2 separate regions of the Mus musculus genome follow, and region 1 is linked to region 2. The links are chromatin loops, found by intact Hi-C in ENCODE. Cell type or tissue: left cerebral cortex. All regions are shown on one strand.

The links. A loop is a pair of places that touch in the nucleus more often than their neighbours do. Peaks named below come from ENCODE experiments on the same cell type or tissue, not always from the same donor. Only the 100,000 strongest peaks of a DNase experiment are listed, where the experiment ranks them.
Region 1: a loop joins it to region 2, with 3 times the contacts of the local background. A loop is called at or near these places in 4 of 42 quality-filtered maps.

What each region holds. Positions count from the first base shown.
Region 1 is chr3:122,292,164-122,300,163 of GRCm38, forward strand. It overlaps n-TRtct2 (a tRNA gene), which reads right to left and starts at 869; the gene lies at 785-869. It overlaps Mir760 (microRNA 760), which reads right to left and starts at 1,540; the gene lies at 1,422-1,540. It also overlaps Gm40190. In left cerebral cortex, CTCF peaks have their summits at 892 and 3,493 (motif pointing right); DNase peaks (open chromatin) are centred at 264, 461, 895, 1,135 and 7 more places; H3K4me3 peaks cover 2,569 bases; H3K27ac peaks cover 3,734 bases.
Region 2 is chr3:121,881,666-121,889,665 of GRCm38, forward strand. No RefSeq gene overlaps it. Among named protein-coding and RNA genes, the nearest start is that of Gm34050, 18 kb to the right of the region's middle. In left cerebral cortex, a CTCF peak has its summit at 3,428 (motif pointing right); a DNase peak (open chromatin) is centred at 3,439.

The sequences.
Region 1 (8,000 bases), 410 kb after region 2:
AACCGAAAGAGGTGAAATATACTGTGAAAGTGTGTTTTTACCGACAATTTTGATTTTTTTAACGGTTTGCATAAATTAGGGGTTTTGTCGGTACAGTGAATTTTTAAAAACTATGCATACTGGCACTTGGTGAAGTGAAACGCTCACTCTGTGCAAAGCTAGTTTTGTCACTTGTCAGAAGGGGACAAGACAGTAACTCTTGCCTCTAGCTGGCAGGCAAAGCCTGTCAACTCCAACCTGTCTCCTTTCGTGAAGAAAGCAGACAACCCCAGAAATGCAGATTTCTGGGCCCCATTCCAGATCCACCGAAATGGAATCATGAAATGACCACAGAGATCTGCCTTTTTTAAAAAACAAAACAAACAAACAAACAAAAAAACAAAACAAGATCCACTCGAGATTCCGGAGGCGGGGTGGGGTGAGGTGAGGTGGTGTACTTCTAATGCCTTCGGACTAGCTTGCGCATCCTGTTTTCTTGACCCTGCTGGCAGTCACTGTCAAGCTCCAGACGTGGAATGTCACTCGAGACCCAGGCCTATCTCAAGCTCTCATTTAGGCCAAGGTCGAGCACCTGGATTCTCTACTGCCTCCCTGTTCTCTCGACTGGGATCGGTCCGGGTCTGCTAAAGGGGTCTGAAAGCTCCCGGAACTCCAGGTAAGGGTTGCGGAGAGCAGCGGGAATGGTGTGTGGCTGTGCTGGGAATTAAGCCGTTTAGAATACAAAGAAAAGGAGTAAAAGACAGAAATCAAAGATAATTTCCTCGGTGACAAAAGAAAAATGTTCCGACTCCGCCGGGACTCGAACCCGGAACCTTTGAATGCCTTCAGCCTCTAGAAGTCCAATGCGCTATCCATTGCGCCACGGAGCCACCTGTTGGAGGTTCCGCGCATCTGCCGTATTAAGCTAGAGGCAACGGCCCTGCTCCCGGGCCGACACCATCGCGGCCGCCTCCGTCGCCGGAGCCCACCCGCCGCGCCTAGGTCACCTCCAACGGTAACGGCGAGGCCGGCGAGCGCCCAGCCGCCCGGGAACCGCCGCTGCTCAGCTCAAGGGCCGCGGCTGCGGGCCGTGGGTCGGGAAAGCGCAGCGGGAGCCAGTCGTCCGTGGCCGACTCCGCCTGTCCCTCCCCGGCTCCCCGCCTGCCCCGCAACCCCGCCTACCGGTGTCCGGAGGCCGCTCCCCTCCGGCCCGGGCCGCCGAGGCTGCAGGCCCAGACCGGCCGTTGCGCCGTCGCGCCGGGCACTTCTGTCGCCACCTGCGAGAGGCGAGGGCGAGCGGCCGCGCCCGGGGCTACGAGGCGAAGGCGGCGACCCATCGCGGGGCCCCCGGGCTCTTCCCTGACGCCTGGACCTGCGGCTGCGAGTGCGGGCCGAGGCGACGTCTGTGTGCGTGCTTGTGCGTGTTTATCTGCGCGGGGCTTCGGGGAAACGGGGTTTGGGTTGCATTTCGCTCCCCACAGACCCAGAGCCGAATTTCTGAGGTATCCGGGCTCTGGTGGCCTGAGGGGGGCGACGCGCCCCGCACCGAGGCATCCTCCCGGGAGCTTTATCCACTATGCCGCCGCCGCCGAGGAGCGGCCGAGCCGCGCAGCCGCCGATGCCCGCGCGCGCCCCACGCGCGTCCGAGTGGGCGGCCTCTGGAGGCGGACGGCGCGGGTGGGGATCGCGCGGGTGCGAGCGCCTCGGCTGCAGGGCGCGCGGCCGAGCGTGATGGCGGGGTCCCCACATCCCCCACCCGCCCGGTGCCAGCGCTGGACCCCGCATTTCTTTGCTCAGAAGGGCGGGGTCGCCGCGAATCTGAGCGGCGGCGTGGGAGGGAGTGGGTCTTCGGTTCCCTAATCCCCTCCCCATCTCCATCAGGGCGACCCCGAAGCCCGAGGGAAGAGAACTAGCTAAATAATAAAAGCCCAGTTGCTAGGCAACGGCCGCTGCCAGACAAAAGCCCAGGCTCCGGCTCCAATCAGCGTGCGGCTCTCTCGACCCCGCCTTCTTAGGACTCGCGTGGTGCGACCTGACGCTGACACCTCTGCACCAAACCAGCTTCCGTCTGTGCCCACCGGGTGGTCTCTGCCAGGCAGAATTGGCCATCAAAGGATAGGGTCTTTGCCTCGCACGGTTCGCTAAAGGGGGAGAGGAAATTCTCAGTGGGGAAGGGCATTTTTATATTAAGGGGTAAGTATCAGCGTCCCCATTATCGAAGGGAAAACCGCAGCTACAGTAAGTTAAATCACACACATAGGAGTACCCCAGCTAGTGAGGCAAACTATAAAGAGTCAGACTTTATTCTACCTTGCAGGCTGATTACATTATCTTTCACGGCTTTATCGATATTGACAGAACACGTGTGGACTATTGACGACAAAAGCAGTAGCCAGAGGGGCAGCATGTTTATGAGTTCCCTGAACTCGGATTCTCTGAGGAACAAGGCATATGGGCCCCAGATGCATGCTTGCACACAAAATGGTTTTCATTACAGGCGAGGATTGCTGAGCTCAGAAACTACTATGTTTTATGGTGAGCGGCAAGCAAGCCTGTTCTTTGTTCTGTCGGGAGACATTACCTCATCTCAGAATTGCTCCTTGCAAACACAACTCTGAAATAGGGCCCAAAGAAAGTGATTGGCCTGGCGTTCTTGGCATACCCACCAAGAGCATGAAATGACACTGCTGGTGACTTGCCTCTACAGTGACAGAGTTCTGTCTGATGCCAGGCCTATTTCATTCCATAAGAGCACTTTCCTTAACAACAAGGGTCTTAAACATTGTTATGCCTCTTAAAATGGCCAATACCCCTTGAAATAGAACAATACATTAAAACCAGCTCTTTATAAACAGTATCTTTACTGAAGGCTGCAATATGTTACTCGCTGGTGACATCTCAAGGGCTCCAGTGGTTCTTAATACTTGTTTACGGCTCGCGTAGGGAAAGAGACACTCAATGCTCGCTGTGAAAACAATACAAAGAAATTTTACCTGGAAGCGTTGGTGCAAAATCTCCAATTCTGCGGCGTCGTGGACGTGCTTAGCGATTGTGACTCATACTCCAAGTTCTAAGGAAGGAACAATAAAGCATATGCTAAGGAGAGATGTGCAGGTAATCATAATGAACTAAAGAGTTGGAGATAGTTCATGCCTTCCGCTGGTTGAGACCTAAACATTCTCATCTATGAGCAGCAAGACTGAGACAGCATTAGCAGAGATTATGGGGGAACCATGCTTGTGTGAAGCATTTAAGACAAGGTCCTACGGCTGGATGTACGGCAGATAACGTGGTGCTTCTCAGCCAACAAGCGGTTTATAGAGTCTCTTTTCCAGGGGCAGGTGTATTATCCTAGAAAAAGAATGAGGACGTGTACTGGGTTGCTATATGAAGAGAATAATTTAATGGGGTTTTGCTCTCCGTTATAAACTAAGAGCTGACTGGGAATATAGAATAGACAGCAATTATACATCTGAACCAAGAACTCCTGCTAGGACAAAAAGCAACCTCTCCCTGTCAGCAGAGGGAGCCAGAGCATGGGCTACAGTCGCCTCCTACAGAGGGCTCTGCTCTTCCCTAGAGTTGCCACCCCCCAAGACAACTGTGACTCAGCAACAATACCCTGTTTGGGTGTTCAAACCCAATACACAGCGTTAGGGGCTGCGTTTGTCTGGCAGGATTAGCTCCAAGTTGCTACATTGTTCTAGGTGCCCTTGGATGCATGTCTGCATTCTCCTGAATCTCTAAAGAGCTGTGTTGCTAGCAACTTTTATTAGCTTTGCTTTACTCTAGAGGGTACCATTGGTGAATATTTGGTATGGCACAGGCCTACTGTGAGAGGTAAAGTATAAATTTATCATCAAGGACTGCACATTCCCTGAGAGGTATGTAGCCTATGGATATGAAGCAATATAAATATAATGTAAATATAGATTTCATATATAAGGTAATGTATGAAAAGTAGAAAATTGTAATTGGGTATCTCTGAGAGCAAAGTATCTTTTAGCCTGAATCCCCAAATAATAAGCACAGACTACTATATAATATGTGGTAGGAGTTTGAGGTCATGAACTGATGTTCAAGTCTTGGCTCTGCCTCTTGTTTTCAAGACTTGATTCTGAGCCTTCTTTTCCTGGTCTGAGAAACCATCACAGTACTGTGAGGACTAGTGCTTGCAGGAATTTACCTCAGTGCTGGCACAATGTAAATGTGACAGCTGGCTTTTGATATTGTTGTTAGCAGTCATCTGTCAATCGAGAAAGCCAGAACTCTCAGGTCCTGGAGAAACAGGGTTCAGACACAGCCTCAGTTAAGCTTGTTGCAACTCCCAGTCTCCCTGCCCTGCCCTACACAGCGCGTATCAAGCCTGCTACCACTTATCTCCTCTGCCTGAAAACACTGGAATTCAAATTCAAGGTTTTCCCGAAGTTTGAACAGCTAATTGTTTTCAGTTGTTCAACTACAGCCATAAACAAGGGTGTAGACCACCCCAGAGGACTTTTGAAGACAAGTGTCTTGGCAGAGAAAACCTGGAGCAACATTTAAGAGTTGGAACTTTTTTCCTAAAATATTTAAGTGCTGAGTTTCAGCCAGGCAAGTAACTAAACCATACTAAGCATCAAGATGTGACTAAAGGAAAGAGAATAAAAATTTCAAAGGTGAAGAAATGTAGACATTGAGCCAGCGAGAACTCTTAGCTTGTACCTGCTCCTGCTGCCAAGCCTGCGGATCCAAGTTCAGTGCCCAAGACCCGCAGGCTGGAAGGAGAAAACTGACTTCTGAAAGTTGTCTTCTAGTCCCTGACACCACACCACACACACACACACACACACACACACACACACACACACTTTTAAAGTAATTCAGATATCAGAGGGGGCGGGGAGGAGAGAGCAGAGCAGAAAAATGGAGGTGAACGAATCCTCATGGAGGTATGGGGTGGGGGAGGGGAGGCTAGGAGGATAATCTGGGCAGACAGGAGTGCAGGCCAGGCTTGGCAGAGGAGCTGGAGCAGGCTTGATTCAGATTGTCGGCCTGATGCAATAGGCAGTGGGAAGCTGAGTAGCGTAGTCAGAGGGCCAGTGAGATGTTATACCCCATTTTTGCTGCCAAGAGGTTGGACAAAGGCCCAGACTGACCTAGATCTTTCATACTAGACAAGCATCGTACCCAGATAAGCCAGAGTGCCTTACTGGTCCCTGGGAAAAGATTTCAATTAGTAATAATTGTTCCAGGAATACAGTTCATTGGCGATGATATACTGCCTCTGGACCACTGATGGAGACAAGTACTCTCCTTGTTCTCCCGAAGGGGCATTGGAAACTAGCAAGGTCAGACAAAAGAGCACAGAGAAGCACAGCAAATGGCTTCCGGGTTAGGTGTTAAAACTCATTATTTTACTAGGGCTTCTCTTCCTAGCTCTAAATCCATATTAAGCAGGTATCAAGATTCCACTCCCAAATCTCAGAATTAATCTGATCATTCTCCTTGTTGCCCCTCCATGTCTTAGAGTAATTGTAGCCTTTTGCGTTGTACTGGAGGGAGGTTGTAGGCTGAGGAAGGAGAAGTCATATCACTAATGATGTTCATCTCAGCCTATCAGCACATTGTTAGTGTACTGATACAGAGGATTTAGAGCAGCGCCAGGATGATCCAGGCAAGACTGAGCATGGAGCTTCAGCTAGGTTATGACCATACCCCAGCCCTGGAGATGATGGTTAAAGAAGATCCTAGAGCCACAGTGTCTGTTCTTTGGGGGCTTCAGCTGTTTCTTCCTACCACATTTCTATCATAGAGCCCCACAGATGACCCCAGCGGACCCCCACAGTTGACCCCAGCAAGCCCTTGTCTTAATTTTTGTCAACACATTGCTTTCTTTTCCTTTTTTCTTCTCTTCTCTTCTCTTCTCTTCTCTTCTCTTCTCTTCTCTTCTCTTCTCTTCTCTTCTCTTCTCTTCTCCTCTCCCCTCCCCTCCCCTCCCCTCCCCTCCCCTCCCCTCCCCTCCCCTCCCCTCTCCTCTTCACTCTGTAGACCTTGCTGACCTTGAACCCGGAGATGCACCTATGTCTTCCTCCCAAGTGCAGGGATTAAAGGCACGCACCACACCCACCACCACCTGGCTAGGTTTCATAATCTAACTAGAAATAACATCACTTTTAAAATTCCTTCATTTGCTACTGCGTTGTAAGAATCTTTTCTTGGTCTGTTTTTGAACCAGTTCCCTGTGCTGGCTTAACCTGGCTGTGTAGCCCACGATGATCTTGAACTTTTGATCCTCCTGCCTCCACCTTCCAAGTGCTAGTATTACAGGCCTGCACTTGCACCACCAAGCCCACTGGTACGTAGTGGTGAGGATGAACCCATTGCTGTGTGCATGCTAGGCAAGCATTCTACCAACTAAGCTACACCCTCAGCCCCCACGTGCCAGAGCTTTCAAATGGCATCTGCTTTACCTTGTCTCCGCCAAGCCCTAGCAAGTTATGTAGGAACTGGGTTTTTGCAGGCAGGGGTAGTTTTCGAAACCTCATCCATTCCCCACCCTGTGATCACATAACCTTATTATTAAATTTAAGACCAACTACTGTTGAGGTAGCCTGGCTGGTCTCTGAAGAGTGAAAAAAGAGGAAGAGAATGTCTCAGACATGCCTGGCTGAGGGCGGGGATCAGGGGGCAGAATGATGGGGTGGGTGAGTTTGGAGGCAGCCGTATGACACTGAGAAATTAATTCTTTTCACAACTTAAGAGAGAGAAGAAACTCCATTCATTCTCCCTCCCTCCCACTGGGGATCAAACTGAGTTCATTAGGCTTGCTCAGCACGCACCTGTGTCCACTGCCGTCCTGCCTGTCCCTGGTTGTTTGGGATAGGATTTCTCTGTAGTAAAGGCTGGCCCGGATTTCCCCACATAGCCCAAACTGGGTTTGAGCTTTTTATGCTCCTGTCTCAGCTTCTCAAATACTGGGGTTACAGACGTCTGTTACCCTGCTTGGGTACAGAGAATCATTTCTGTTTCTCGGTGTTGTCAGGAGGAGCTGGGATGCTGACACTCACATGCCTGCAAGGTCTGATAATAGTGATTTGTTGTTGATTCACACATTATTCCAGGCTTTGGCAGCTTAAAACAATAAAATCCTATCATCTCTGTTGCTCAGCTGAGGGGTTCTGGCTCAGGGTACCTCTCTAGGTTTTCCGGGATAGTAATTATCTGGGGTTCACTGAGGCTGGGGACCTGGTTGGAAGGAGGTATCGGTTCCTCGCCCCTCCAGAGAGGCCTGCTTTAGATAAAAGACACAATTATCCTAGTAAATATGACCGAGTCAAATCATGCCATACATGCCTCATTGCACACCTGTCCCTGTGATAAGCAGACAGACATGGCACCTCCTGGCTGCCAGGTAAAGGGTGGCATGGCTCTCGGGTGGCACAACTACCTTGGTGACTTGGAGCGGTGATTTCATCCCACTCATCAGACCCCCTTACCCTATTTACATTTTTCTCTATTAAACTGTTTTTACTTCTTTACCTGTTCAGTAAATAACCCCTAGGTGCCTGTTTAGGCTGGGTATTTTGTGGGGTTCAGTATAAGAATAAAGCGTTGCCCATCTTTCTGGAGCTGACCCCAGCCATGACCTCCCTGGTTCCCATAATCTCTTCCTTCCCCGCTCTTCTGGTTCACGTTCTCTCACTGGGGACATTGCTCTGCCACACTTTGTTTCTCCTGTCTCTTTCCCTACAGGGGTTTTGGGCACATACATGTCCACCCTGAACAGGGACTACTGGCTTCTCTCCCAAAGCATATTTATGCATATACTCATGTGCATACAAGTGCAAGCATACACACACATAAGCATGAATGCACACAATCAAGCATGCTCATGCAGACATACACATATTCGAATATGTACACACACACACACACACACACACACACACACACTCATGTGCACATACCACCACTCCTACCTGTCTTTCTGGTCTTAGTTGCCTCTTGTTTTACTCTTCAGCTTCAACATTCCTTCCTGA
Region 2 (8,000 bases):
AGATGAAGTAGTGCCTTATGGGTAGACAGGATGGCTAGGAGGACTATGGACAAGAGTTGCCAAAAGGCTCTCTCTAGATTCTGGAGTGGCATAGACTGCCTGAATAGTGGTCAAGGTAATGGAGAAAGAAATGAGGGCTGGATAGGACAGAGAAGATAGAGATAGAATTGATGTTGGGCAGAGCTGCAGAGCCGAAGCATGTGAGCATGCTCAGGTGGCTGTGTGTGACAGTGCTGAGGTGGTGGCTGTGTGTGACAGTGCTGAGGTGGTGGCTGTGTGTGACAGTGCTGAGGTGGTGGCTGTGTGTGACAGTGCTGAGGTGGCTGTGTGTGATGCTGCTGAGGTGGCTGTGTGTGATGGTGCTGAGGTGGAGACTGTGTGTGACAGTGCTGAGGTGGTGGCTATGTGTGACAATGCTGAGGTGGCTGTGTGTGATGATGCTGAGGTGGCTGTGTGTGATGGTGCTGAGGTGGAGGCTGTGTGTGATGATGCTGAGGTGGAGGCTGTGTGTGATGATGCTGAGGTGGAGGCTGTGTGTGATGATGCTGAGGTGGAGGCTGTGTGTGATGGTGCTGAGGTAGAGGCTGTGTGTGATGGTGCTGAGGTAGAGGCTGTGTGTGATGGTGCTGAGGTGGAGGCTGTGTGTGATGATGCTGAGGTGGAGGCTGTGTGTGATGGTGCTGAGGTGAAGGCTATGTGTGATGATGCTGAGGTGGAGGCTGTGTATGATGGTGCTGAGGTGGAGGCTGTGTGTGATGGTGCTGAGGTGGAGGCTGTGTGTGATGGTGCTGAGGTGGAGGCTGTGTGTGATGGTGCTGAGGTGGATGCTGTGTGTGATAGTGCTGAGGTGGTGGCTGTGTGTGATGGTGCTGAGGTGGAGGCTGTGTGTGATGGTGCTGAGGTGAAGGCTATGTGTGATGATGCTGAGGTAAAGGCTGTGTGTGATGGTGCTGAGATGAAGGTTGTGTGTGATGATGCTGAGGTGAAGGCTGTGTGTGATGATGCTGAGGTGAAGGCTGTGTGTGACAATGCTGAGGTGAAGGCTGTGTGTGACAATGCTGATGTGGCTGTGTGTGATGATGCTGAGGTGGCTGTGTGTGATGGTGCTGAGGTGAAGGCTGTGTGTGATGGTGCTGAGGTGGAGGCTGTGTTTGATGGTGCTGAGGTGGAGGCTGTGTGTGATGGTGCTGAGGTGGAGGCTGTGTGTGATGGTGCTGAGGTGGAGGCTGTGTGTGATGATGCTGAGGTGGAGGCTGTGTGTGATGGTGCTGAGGTGGAGGCTGTGTGTGATGATGCTGAGGTGGAGGCTGTGTGTGATGATGCTGAGGTGAAGGCTGTGTGTGACAATGCTGAGGTGAAGGCTGTGTGTGACAATGCTGAGGTGGCTGTGTGTGATGATGCTGAGGTGGCTGTGTGTGATGGTGATGAGGTGGAGGCTGTGTGTGATGGTGCTGAGGTGGAGGCTGTGTGTGATGGTGCTGAGGTGAAGGCTGTGTGTGATGATGCTGAGGTGGAGGCTGTGTGTGATGGTGCTGAGGTGGAGGCTGTATGTGATGGTGCTGAGGTGGAGGCTGTGTGTGATGGTGCTGAGGTAGAGGCTGTGTGTGATGGTGCTGAGGTGAAGGCTGTGTGTGATGATGCTGAGGTGGAGGCTGTGTGTGATGGTGCTGAGGTAGAGGCTGTGTGTGATGATGCTGAGGTGGAGGCTATGCAAGGATTGTAAGGGCTGGGGAGAGAAAGGACTCTCAACTGCACAGGGTTTTTGTCGCCATTTCATTGCCTGGCAAACTCTTATTCATCTTTCAATTAATTAACCCAGATTAATTGTAACCTTTACTTCAAACTCTCCTCCCACCTAGTTCCTCTTTCAGACTCCCTTATACACTCACTAACCCTCTCATTCTATCACTTGCTGTACAGAACACATTATAATTTCTCTGGTCTTACTACTGGACTACATAAGGAGGGTCTGGGGGAGGGGTCAACTTTCTATCCCTGGCATTTAAAACTGTGCCTGGGATATATATTAGATGACTGGGAAACATGCAATAAATGAACTATTATTGGTAATGACAAAGGGGGAATTGAGTAGAAGGGACAGCCAAGGGAGATAAAATATGAACCACACAGGTTGTATTGTTATAACAGGATTCCACATCAGCCCTGGTGAGGGTACTGTTGAAGGCTTTTAGAAGATGATGGATCTCAAAAGAAAAGGTAGAAATACTGAGGTAACACCAAACACTGAGAAGAAACTTAGAGAAGAGCAGGAGACATTTTTAGATGGGGCTGAAAGGCATAAGAAGAAGTGTCTTAATTTCCTGGGGACACTCATATTTCTTGGTGCAACCATAAAAGCCAGGGACACTCAGGATAGATTTTTGTACAGGAATCAGAGTGGTTGTGAGCGGCATGCTCCTAGCTGGAGAGGTGTGTCAGCAGGTGGGTTTGTGGCACTTTCTAGGCAGTGATCCTGTAACTTTGTAAAGACAGCTTTTCATGTTTGGACACACACACACACACACACCCCATTTTAGAACAATAAGGAAAGTGAAAGCTATATAAATTCTAACATTACTTTAACTTGCTCTTTATCCAACTGTTTCACGGTGTGTACCCTTTCTCAGGCTTCCCCATTGTCCTCTGCCTTGCATCCATCTAGCAATGGGGGAGGGGGCATTTGTTTGTTTGTTTGTTTATTCATGTTACATTCCGATTCCAGCCCCCTTCCTTCCTCTCCTCCTAGTCCCACCCTCCCTCCCACTTCTCCCATTCCCCTTCTAGAAAAAGGGAGCCCCACTCCCTGTACCAACCCACCCTGGCACATTAAGTCACTTTAGGACTAAACACATCTTCCACTGAGGTCAGAGATGGCAGCCGAGTTAGGGGAAAGAGATCCAAAGGCAGGTGACAGAGTCCAAGTCAGAGACAGACCCCTGCCCCAATTATTAGAGGACCCACTTGCTCTTTGGTTGGGGGTTCAGTCTCTGTGGACTGGGGAGGGGAGGGGGCATTTTTTGAGTGTTACGGAGGCATACTGTTAATTACTGGTTAGTGCACATGAGAGTCCCCAGAAACAAGAACCATCAGGCCTCGCATGTCAATAGTGTCAGGGTTGAGAAATCCTGCCAAGGTGGCACACGCCTTTAATCCCAGCACTTGGGAGGCAGAGGCAGGAGGGTTTCTGAGTTCGAGGCCAGCCTGGTCTACAGAGTGAGTTCCAGGACAGCCAGGGCTACACAGAGAAACCTTGTCTCGAAAATCCAAAATGAATGAATGAATGAATGAATCAATCAATCAAGGACACAGGGCAGGTGTTGGGCTGCCCTGGTTTAAGATTTTTGTGGGCGCTGCGTTTTTTCTCGCTGTTCTGCAATGTGCCAGAAGAGGGCGCTGGAAGATTTCTTTTAAGACTTTAACGAAACCACCGAGTTTGGTCTCGTGCGTTACACCAAAATATCCACAAGATGGCGCCAAAGGATTCCTTTTGAACACATAAGCGAGCCATTCCATCGCAGGTTTTTGTTATTGTTGTTTTGTTGTTGTTTTCCTTTTAAGGATACTAAAAACACTACAGCTACTCCATTTAGCATGAGCAGTTCATAAGGTCAACTGTAAACATTTCCGTTGAAACCTAGATCAAATCACTTTTTTCCTTTTCTACAACTAATCATAGGCATTAGAGAGAACAGTTTTCTGCTTTTATTAACTCAGTAAAGATGGACAGAAAGGGCCGGTAAGATGGTTCCGCAGGTTGAGCCAGCAGCCCTGTAAGCCCGACAACCCTGCATTTGATCTAGACACAAAAGAGAAGGAGAGAATCAACTCACACAGTTACCCTCTGACAACCAACAGTGTCCTGTGACACAAACGTGCCCTGCACCCCAGGATAAACATATGTATTTTTTTTTTAACGATTGAACAAAGATATGATGACAGTACACCAGTGGAGTATTAACAGCCCACCTTGTAGGGGGAAAAAATGGGATTCTTGGCATGTGCTTTAAAGAAACCTTGTGTTAAGGGGTGGTCATGAAGAAATCTGTCTTTCCTGGCTGTGGCTTCTTTTCCATTGCACCTGAGCAGTGGAGAGGTCAAACGGAAGTGAATGAAGCAGAGAAGCTTCCTTTAAGTCCTGGGCTGGCTACATTCAAAGGAAAGCTCACAGCAGGATCTTTACATACTAAATTACAAATAAGTGACTTAGATCAATCAGCAAACCTTTACGCCCATTGTTTCCCACCCTGAGGCTAATGCTGTGAGGTGGAGCCTCAGCAGCCTGCTGGCCTGCAGCGAACACTCACCCAAACCTCCTCCCAGAGAACACTCAGGCTGAGAGCCACTCAACGCACCAAGTGTGCAGAGCTGTGGGGATCATGAAGCCAGGTATGGTGGCTCATGACAGGCATTTGGGAAAAGAAACTTAGAGTTCAGGCCTAGCCTGGGCAGTATGGGGAAACCTCCTCTTAGACACTACTACACTACACACACACACACACACACACACACACACACACACACACACACACACGGCCGGGGGTTGGGGAGAACAACAGAGGAGAAAGGAATTCATAGTCTTTCAAGTGTTCCACTACAAATCCATTCAAATAGTAAGAATTCCTCGGAATTTCTTTTCAACCCGCACTTGGTCACATTTGTTGGTACGCATTTATCTATCCATCTATTAATAGCTATCTCTCTATGTATCTTGGCTCACTCTGTAGCCAAGGATGACCTTGGACGTCTCACTCCCCTGCTTCCTTCCACCTCTTGAGAGTCCCCGATCATAAGGCATGGTGACCAGTTTCCACCAAGCTGGGGCCCAGATGCAGAGCTTCATGCCCAGTAGGCGAGCACTCTCCCAACCGATCAACACCTGCCAGCCTTCACATCTGCATTTACGGAAAGAATAAATTTAAGGGTGACTTTGAAGTTTGAAAGAGCCCGGTTTCATCTCTTCCAAATTTGCTAGGAAATCTAGGGGGAAGGGGAAGAGAAAAGAAAGCAAGCGGAGGGGAGAGGAAGCCCCGTGACACGTGTACTTCTCAAATAACTCTACGGGTTTGTGTCTCTTACCTTTATTTGACAGATAGGTAAATGGAGAATTTGAGAAGTTAAACCGTTTTCAAGGTCACTCGACAAGTAAATGGAGGAACAAGCAATCAACTAGATAGCTTAGAAATGCCAAGTACGGGGAGTCTTAATCACACCGGGAACTAACCCAACGGACCATCCAAAACCTTGGCTGTTTATACTGCAGAGAGTTCCGCAGAGGACCATGTTGAAAACAGGTTAGGCACTCCCCCCCCCCCCCCCCCCCCCGGATTTCAACTGGCCGTGACCACAGAAGGTGCACACGGGACCCACGGAGCTTCTCGGCTCGCCCTGCGAAAGTGGTTCCAGGATGCTGGGCAGTTTTCAGACTCGTGTAGAAAATGAGCTTTCAGGCTTGTGTCCGTGCCCTGCTAGTGAGAACTGCCAGGCTTCTTCCAAGATGGTAGCTTCCCTCTTCTGTTTATTGATAGACCATAAAAAGAAAAGTGCTTGTGAGCAGCTTAAGTGCATGAACAATCTAATTAAAATAATTAAGGTAATAGCTTGTGGGAAAAAAAAAAAAAAAAGAGCAGTAAAGCTAATTATTCCAGAGTGGCTGTGTGGGAGGGGGAGAATTGCTGACATTCTTTAGGTCCCAGCAGCTGGGAAAGCTAAGATGATTGAACGGATCTCTTCTGGGGTTATGGCTCCCCTCCTCCCCAACCTCCACTTAACCTTCTTCTCATCTTGAGTTTCAATTTCCTTCTTGGCAACAATTGTAAGGTGATGACCCTCTGATGCCTCTCAGTCCAGATTAGCCCTTCTAGTCAAACACTCCGCTCTTTTCTTTTTAAACCCAGAGAACTATGTGTGTTTAGAACGGGAAGGGCTTCTGGAGAGATAGCTCAAGTGATTAAAGGACACTGAAGAGGAACGGCTACTCTTCTGCAGGACCTGGGTTCGATTCCCAGCACCCACGTGGTGGCTCGCAACTGTCTGTATCTCCAGTTCCAGGGTATCTTGTCTGGCCTTTGCAGCCATAAGACTGGCACATAGTACACAGAAATACATGTAGGGAAAACATAAATATACTTAAGAAATAAAAATTATTAAAAATAATTAAACTTAAAATGAGGGAGCCCCGGTGTCAAAGCTGTAGAGCAAAGGAAGCTGTAGAAATAATGTACAGGGGGCACAGCCTCTTTGCAAAGGTCTCCACCATGGTTCTAATCAGTACTGGTCCAGCCCTTGCTGAGTTGAGCAAGCGTGAGGAAAATGAAGACTGTGACTGCTTGGGCTGTGATCTAGAGTCTTTTTGTTTCATTTTTGAGCTTCACCTGGTTCCATTAATATCCTAACGTGGGTGGGAGGAGCTCCACATTCACACTTGCTGCTGAACACACACATGCACACACACGTATGCACACACACATGCACACACACATGCACACAAATGCACACATACAATATGATTTACACAAGAAGCTGTGCAAATGGGTATTCGAGGGAGGATTTTCTCTTGTGCACCTTTCCTGTGATGACCTCTAAGGAAGGGAGAATTTCTTGTCTGTGCAGGCTGGGTACATGTATGTATGGCGGACTGTTAGCCAGCTCTCTTCCTTCTCTCCCCTCCCCTCCCCTCCCCTCCTCTTCTCTTCTCTTCTCTTTGGTTTTTCAAGAGAGGGTTTCACTGTGTAACCCTGGCCACCCTGGAAATCGATCAGTAGAGCAGGTTGGCCTCAAACTCAGAGATCTGCCTGCCTCCACTTCCTGAGTGCCGGAACCTAAGGCAAGCGTCACCATGCCCGGCTACTGTTAGCTTTCTCATAGTTAGCTTGTGAGTACCTTTGTATCTGCATGGATGTGCACTCCTTAAACACATCAGAGCCTCAAGAAGAGCGAGCAATACAACCTGTCCCCAGTTCTTCCTTCACCTAGGGACCCAAGATGCACCCTGCAGAATATGATAATGATGCCCATAAATGATTGTCAATAAACACCTACGATAGAAATTCTATGAAAGTGGCCAAAGTCTAAAATATTGGATTATGAAAATTTTAACAAAAAGACACGTTCCTCTAATGGGACTCTTTTGTCTAGTGGCCGCATGTGTTTCTGTGTGCCTTATCATCTTACCTTTCTAAAGTTTAACTCTTTTCTTCCTTGCTTCTGAGTGACAAGGGAAAGCTGGCCATTTCCTGCTTTCTCTTGGTCAGCTCTTGCAATTGACCAGATTTACTTTGTCCTAGTGTCCCAGAGCATCTGTCTTCCCAAGGCGCCCTCCAGCATGCAAGACAAGGCAGTATTATTGACTCGATAGCTTTTTTTTCCCTCCACTAAGGACTTGGCTCCTCTTTAAGTCATCTTAGTTTATTTGAGGGGAAATCCTAATGGCCCTTGATTTGTCACTGTTAGCACACTGTTACCGTGTTAGACGCCTGTGCTTGCCCACACCCCCAAGAAAGAAAAGATGCTAAAATTAATTCAAATAAAATCTCATGTAAAACTGATCAAGTTCCCAGTGCCAGCCCTCACGCACTGTCACCCTAAGGTATTCCAGGAATCTCTTCGGGGTGTCTGTCTGGAAGGCCTTTTTTCCATCACTGTCTACTTCAGATTGTCTGCCTCACTTTTACACCCTCTTGCTATTGTTCCAAACACAGAACCAACCCCTCTCCCCCGTTTCTTCTTTTTGAAGCGTGCTGGCTTTAGAAATCGGAGGCATCTGTTTTTCCTAGGGTACCTTTAGCTCATTCTCTGTGTGTGACACTTCTTCCTTTATTAGTTTGGAGCAGTCAATTCCTTTCCAGAACTGGACTCTTAAGAATCCTGAGATTGCCTTATTATCCACTTTGTCCCTAAGTCAGCCCTTTGTAGTAGTATCTGCTCTTCTAATCCTATTTAGCATCTTCATTCTGCTTTATAATCACCTCTCCCTGCTCCTCTGCCCCCTTTAAATGACTGAG